2 separate regions of the Mus musculus genome follow, and region 2 is linked to region 1. A link is a loop called in an ENCODE intact Hi-C map of the cell type or tissue named here. Cell type or tissue: left cerebral cortex. All regions are shown on one strand. Links, peaks and the distances in the headings refer to the core of each region. The heading gives the core; the rest is flanking DNA. Region 1 overlaps 6030407O03Rik (RIKEN cDNA 6030407O03 gene). Region 2 overlaps Gm29185 (a long non-coding RNA gene).

Region 1 (2,917 bases), core at 198-2,697:
GAATTGTGAGCTAAGGTTGTTGAGCTATTTCTTATTGGGTTTGGTTTCTCCTCAGATCACTGCTGTAATTATACACCAGAAATTCTGGTGGGAACCTTTTCATTCTGTCATTGCCGTAAGAAATCCTGCAATTTCTGCTCATGCTTCCTTGCAATGGTTGTTAGACAAAGAAATGCTGCATTTGGTAATTTTCAGGTTGGAGCATTAGAAACAATTTTTTCTCACTAACAATATTTCCCAGTACTTACCAAATTCTTATGCCCCAGAAAAATTCAGTTGGCATCTTAACCTCAAGGTGATAACACTCAGGGAGGAAGCCTTTAGAGGATTATTAGGTTGCTAAGGCTCTACCCATATAGAAGAGGCTGCCAGAAAGATAGCTAGTGCTTGGCGCCATGTAAAGATACAGCCAAGGAGGGGAACCCTCACAATGCATTCGATTCAGTAGCACCTCCGTCTGGACTTAGCCATCTCCATGGCTGTGAGAATGTCATTTCACATGCTTTTAACCTACTCAGACGACAGTGTTTTGCTTTGTTTAAACCTGAACACTCTAAGACATGTGGTCAGTTTTTAGTGGTCAGTTTTTTGTTAGGGCTCTAGTTAGATTCAACAAATTGTTCCCAATAGAAGACTACCCTAGAGTCTTGAGCCCTGCAGAGGGACCATAAGTACAGCCTTCTCCAGGGTCTGTATGTGGGAAGCTCCTTATATCCTCGTTTCCTTTTGTTTTGGGATGCACTATGAAGAAGCTTCATTTTCTTTCCCCTGCAGCACATTTGGTCCTTTTTTTTCCCCCCATGGAGATCTGGGTTTCTGTTGTCGTTTCTCTTTTAGTATTTCCTAGTCCAGTCTTGGGCATCACCATGCCAGGCTTTTTTTTTTTTAAAGTGTACTGTGAATCCTTAAAGATGGGGCTTCAGATCCTCATTTCCTGATAGAAATTCACTGTAGCCTGTAGTTTTAGGTACGTGTTATTTCTCATTGTGTGTTTTCTGCTTTAGACACTTCTGGGACTGATGTCTAGCACGTGGTCTCCATATGACTTTTGTTCCCACCTTTGCTTTATCTCCATTCTGTTAACCTCTCTCATGCTCCTCATATCCAATAATATTTGGGGTCTTTTGGGTACTAAGATAGCATTTATTTTTATTTATCTTATTTATTTTTTCCTTCTATTGCTTTCCAGAGTTTATTCAATTCTTATTGCACATTTTTCTTGAGTATATAAGGATGTTGTGGGATATTTTTGTTCTGAGCTTTGCAACTAATGATTTAAAGTTTTTGTTTCATATTTTCAAATGCTGCTTTTAGACACTGATTCAGCCAGGATACATGTTAAAGTTTTCTCCTGCTTTCTGTGTGTGACCCAGGTTGGAGTATTTTCACTTCCTGGATGGCTTTGATGCTCCAATTTTGTCTTCTTAGTGACTCTGTAAGGATGCTGACGGCCATTTTCTGTGTACCTGTAAGAATTTAACACAAATGAATGTCAGCACAGCTGTCCAGCTAGGTGCCTGAAACATTTCCTGGTTCAAGAGTGCCCTCTTCTGGGGTGAAAACGTTGCTTTTCTTTTATTGAGGGCACCTAGGGCAGGGTGGAGGGGGTGGTGGCAGCCAGTCTTCCAATTTTGAGATTCGCTTTTGTTTGATAGGACACTTCTTTATTGTTCTTCACTAAGAAGCCCCCAACTGCACCTCTGTCACATGACCTCCTCTCTCACATAATTGGTGCCTTTCTCATATGACAGTCCAGCTCCACACACAGCCAGGTTCTCTTGTTCCATACCCTAAACCCAGAGCTCTTGGGTGACCAGGTCCCAACATATTACTTTTCATTCTGGTGTGAAACTTCATTTTCCAAGATTCAGTTTATCTGAAGTTTTGCCACAGTACGGTGATGTCTCCATACCTCTCTTTAGCTTTCTATCCAGAGTTCTACCTACACATTCTGAAGCCATGAGACCTGAAGTACATGTTTCTATTTGCATGTTATCTGAAGTTACTGTTAATTGTATTGTAATATGAGTGTATGTATTTTGAGGGGAGAGGAAAGGGGGCAAATGAATATCTGGAAGTCTATTTTTGATTCAAAGGATTCTTGAAACTGTTTTGAACACAAGAAAGAGTAACATTTAGAATTAGTAACTAATAAAGCCTACAGCTGTGTCCTTTGGTGTCCAGCCAGTTTTATCCTTAATATTTCAAGTCTCCCTGAGTCCATCATTTAACTCCTCCAGACACCCATTTTCTCCCTTAGTAAAAGAACACTTGTATCTTTCAGGTAAGGCAGCAGAACCCAGTCTTCTGTTTTCAACAATCTTTGCCTCTGCTTTCCACCTCGTGCATACAAAGGAAATTAGCTTGCATTCATAACTCGATAAGAAAATATTGAAAGAAAACATGCCCTGTCTTAACATGGTCTCAGGAAAATGTAAATATCGACTCTCATGCCAAGCCTTTTAAAGAAGACTGGGGTCTCTGTTGGTTCTGTTTGCAGCCTTTAACCAGTGAGAGTTCAGTTAAGAGTTGCCACTCCTCTGCACTGGATTTCTTTTATAAGGTCAGCATGTTCCCTTTCAGACTCCCAATACTCACCAAGTCCAAGGAGATATCCATGGCTTTGACCTCCTCCCCTCTTTTCCATGCCCCTCCCAGCTCAGGGTCCAACCTTAAAAACAACTCCCACTCTACTGAAATATCTCCTTCCTAGAGGAGACCATAATTTAAAATAAAACAGTAAAGAGTCGGGAGAACTTCAGAGCTAAATGTGAAAGCACTCAGGGTCACTATAACCATCCTTGCTTAATAATGTATATTTACATTAAATCCTTCGTTCTCATGTGGCTAAAGGAGTGGCTGAAAACACAATACCACAGACGATTAATTCCACAAGGTCTTTCACCAGTTTTGGCAA
Region 2 (2,917 bases), core at 144-2,643, 350 kb before region 1:
TCCCACCTCACAGCCCACTCCTGGACCTGTGTTCTCAGTCTTATGCAAATGAACCAATCACCTGCTGGGAACAAGAGATGACAGGAAGATTGGCTTGCTATTTACACCTCTATATACATCTCACTTTCTCAACTACCCAAGATGCTTAAGGGAAAGCCTGGAATGTACACATTTTCCCATAGCTTGCCTTTCTCCCAGTCTTCCTATAGTTTACTGAAAACATGAAGCGCTCATGGTGCTGGGCATGCTCAGAGATGACATGTGGTAGAGACCTTCAGAGCATCCTCATCCTAGAAAGCAAAGTTGTATTGAGGCCCAGGACAGGGAGGCTGGGGTAGAGCCCTTGACAGCTTTTTCACCTCAGAGGACATTTTTAAGACAACAGATCCAAGGTGAATAGAGATACACATAATTCCAGATGTGGTGACTCCTTGCTCTGAGTATATCTTTTATATACATTTAAGTACCTTTCTGATACATGTTTTAACTTTAAATTTTATTTCTTTTCTCTCTCCCTCTGCCTCCTCCTCCTCTTCCCCCCCCTCTCTCCCCCTTCCCCTCTCCCCCTCCGTAACCCCTCTCTGTAGCTATATGATCTGGGTGTGAAACTGTGGGTACAATCTGTGCTTTGGCATCGGTTGGAATTCTGAACTCAGCTTTCTAGCGGCAGTATGTATGCACCTTTCTTGTGGTTAAAAAAAGGTCTCTGGTCGTTTTTGTTTCTGTGGTGTTGCACACTCCAGTGCCTTCAGCTTTGGGGCGGTTCTCCTGTCCCCATCTCCCATCTTACCACAGGAGTTCCAGGATTACAGATTCTCAGTGCTATCGCCCACAGTTCTCTTGGGATGGGCTCAGTGAGGTCTGCGGATTGAACTCAGGTTATCAGCTTGTGTGGAAAGTGGGTTTTACCTGTTGAGCCACTTTTGCCAGCCTCCATTTCCTAACGTTTTTTTGCACTATGTACAAAAGAATACCAGTTAGGACTAATATCTAGTGGATATTAGTAAGAAAGCATAATGAAACCAGATACCCTGGTCTTCTTAGTTTTAGGTTTCAGTGTACCGTGGCCTAGGAGTGAACTTGAAAGCTATGATTAATGAGGCTTTGGCATGACAACGATTATGGTTTCAGTACATAGAGCACTTTTGGACATTTAAAATCATTTACACATTATTTTGCTTCCCCCCCCCCCAACACTGTGTGAGTGAGGCAGGGTGTGGATTATTTTATATATATATATATATATATATATATATATATATATATATATATATATATATATATATATATGAAATATATATATGATGGTCCTCTGGTCCAGTAAGTGATGTAGCTCCCTAATACGACAGACCCGCTGCCCTCATAAGCCCTGGCATTCAGGCAGGACAGAGATAAGGACGTGTCAGGCTATGTGCAGGGAAGGAGACTAAGCAGCATGATTCTGCAGTCCTGAGTGCTGCTGGCCAGGCTGGGCCCTTCCACCTCCTCCTCTCAGCCCTGCACCCCAGGACCTCTTTGTCCTGGCCAGTTCTTGCTTTGAGCTCAGCACAGAAGGCCGCTGCTTGCTTCCAAGTTGGCTGTTTACTAGTGGAAATTAGGTGCCAGAGGTTTTTGCTGGTGACTGCTCTTTCCCAGCACTCTCCCATGGTGTCATATTTTCTCAGCTTGTTCTTAAACTCATCTTCCTGACCCTCCTGGTGCTCAGTGACCCTTTCTCAGGTCACGGAGATGAGTTCACCACAGACTCCAATACCTCCTTCCCTAAGCATCTATGTTATCTAAACCCTGTACAACTTAGAGACTAGATCGCACCACATCCACCAAACTTGGAAGCCCATTCCATAACTGAAGGTGGTTGGTGGGTTAAAAGAGCCCAACAGCCCACATTCTCCATTTTAGAGTGAAAGCATTATAGACCCAGGACTCATTAGGGGAGCCCTGCCCAACCTAATAGCCAGTTACAGGGAAAGCTGGTCGAGACTGCCTGTCCCCACCTCTATCTCCGACTCATCCCCTTCCCCACTTCTCGATGTCTACTTGAAGTCATCTGATCGGTCCTGACCATAGTATCCCGATAGCTCCTAGCAGACTTCCTTCCTGAATCTTTTATACTGCTCTGATACTTCTAAGAAGATATACCTCTGCTGCTGGAATGACAGCTCTTCTGGAATCACAGCTCTTCTGAAGCCCTCACCCAAGTGAATCAGATAAACTCTGGCTTTTTTTTTCCTGTGTAGCCTCCCTGGCTGTCCTGTCCAAAACTTGCTTTGTGGCTGGCCTCAAATTCACAGAGATCCATCTGCCTCTGCCTCCTGAGTGCTGGGATTAAAGGTGTGAGCCACCATGCCAGGCTGGGCTGTAAACACTAGCTTCTTAAGTACTCAGCTTTCTTCATACCTCAAGCATTTGACCACAGCACAGTGAGGAGTGCACTGGCTTGTTTTCCTCATCTAATTGACTTCAACTTAAATGCGGAATTTTCATCTTCTGTTTTCTCATACTGTTTCTAGGTGAAGGTGTGGTAATGTGAGCCCCTCCCCCCCCCCCAGTACATAACAGTAATGTTATATCCCATGAACAATAGTAATGTTACATCCCTTGCATAACACTAGTGCTATATCCCATGCATACCACTAATGCTATATATTATGTATGTTTCCCCATACAGGAACAGTTCTCTCTCTGAAAGGAAAGGGGGCTGCAAATCACAGAGAACCTAGGGCAACATAATTCACTGAAAAGAAACAAGACCATTCACGACCAAAAAACTTCTTCACCTACTATTCACAGTATCCTATTAACTGCTAATAGTGATATTAGTAAATTAGTGATAAACAAGCTATAAATGGCATATAGCATGCCATTCTGATGTGGTATGTCTAGTAACAATCTATACTATATGGTTGTTAGAATATAA

The links. A loop is a pair of places that touch in the nucleus more often than their neighbours do. Peaks named below come from ENCODE experiments on the same cell type or tissue, not always from the same donor. Only the 100,000 strongest peaks of a DNase experiment are listed, where the experiment ranks them.
Region 2: it touches region 1 in a loop (2.5-fold over the local background); 8 of 42 quality-filtered maps call a loop at or near these places.

Annotation. Positions count from the first base shown.
Region 1 is chr1:73,617,201-73,620,117 of GRCm38, forward strand. 6030407O03Rik (RIKEN cDNA 6030407O03 gene) reads right to left here. Exons shown (of 9, transcript NR_045311.1): 9 at 1,181-1,466. Among named protein-coding and RNA genes, the nearest start is that of C530043A13Rik, 89 kb to the left of the region's middle. In left cerebral cortex, for the core only: a CTCF peak has its summit at 1,545 (motif pointing left); a DNase peak (open chromatin) is centred at 1,535.
Region 2 is chr1:73,263,702-73,266,618 of GRCm38, forward strand. All of the region lies in intron 1 of Gm29185 (a long non-coding RNA gene), which reads left to right. Among named protein-coding and RNA genes, the nearest start is that of Gm31344, 99 kb to the right of the region's middle. In left cerebral cortex, for the core only: no CTCF peak of the experiment used is centred there; a DNase peak (open chromatin) is centred at 1,539.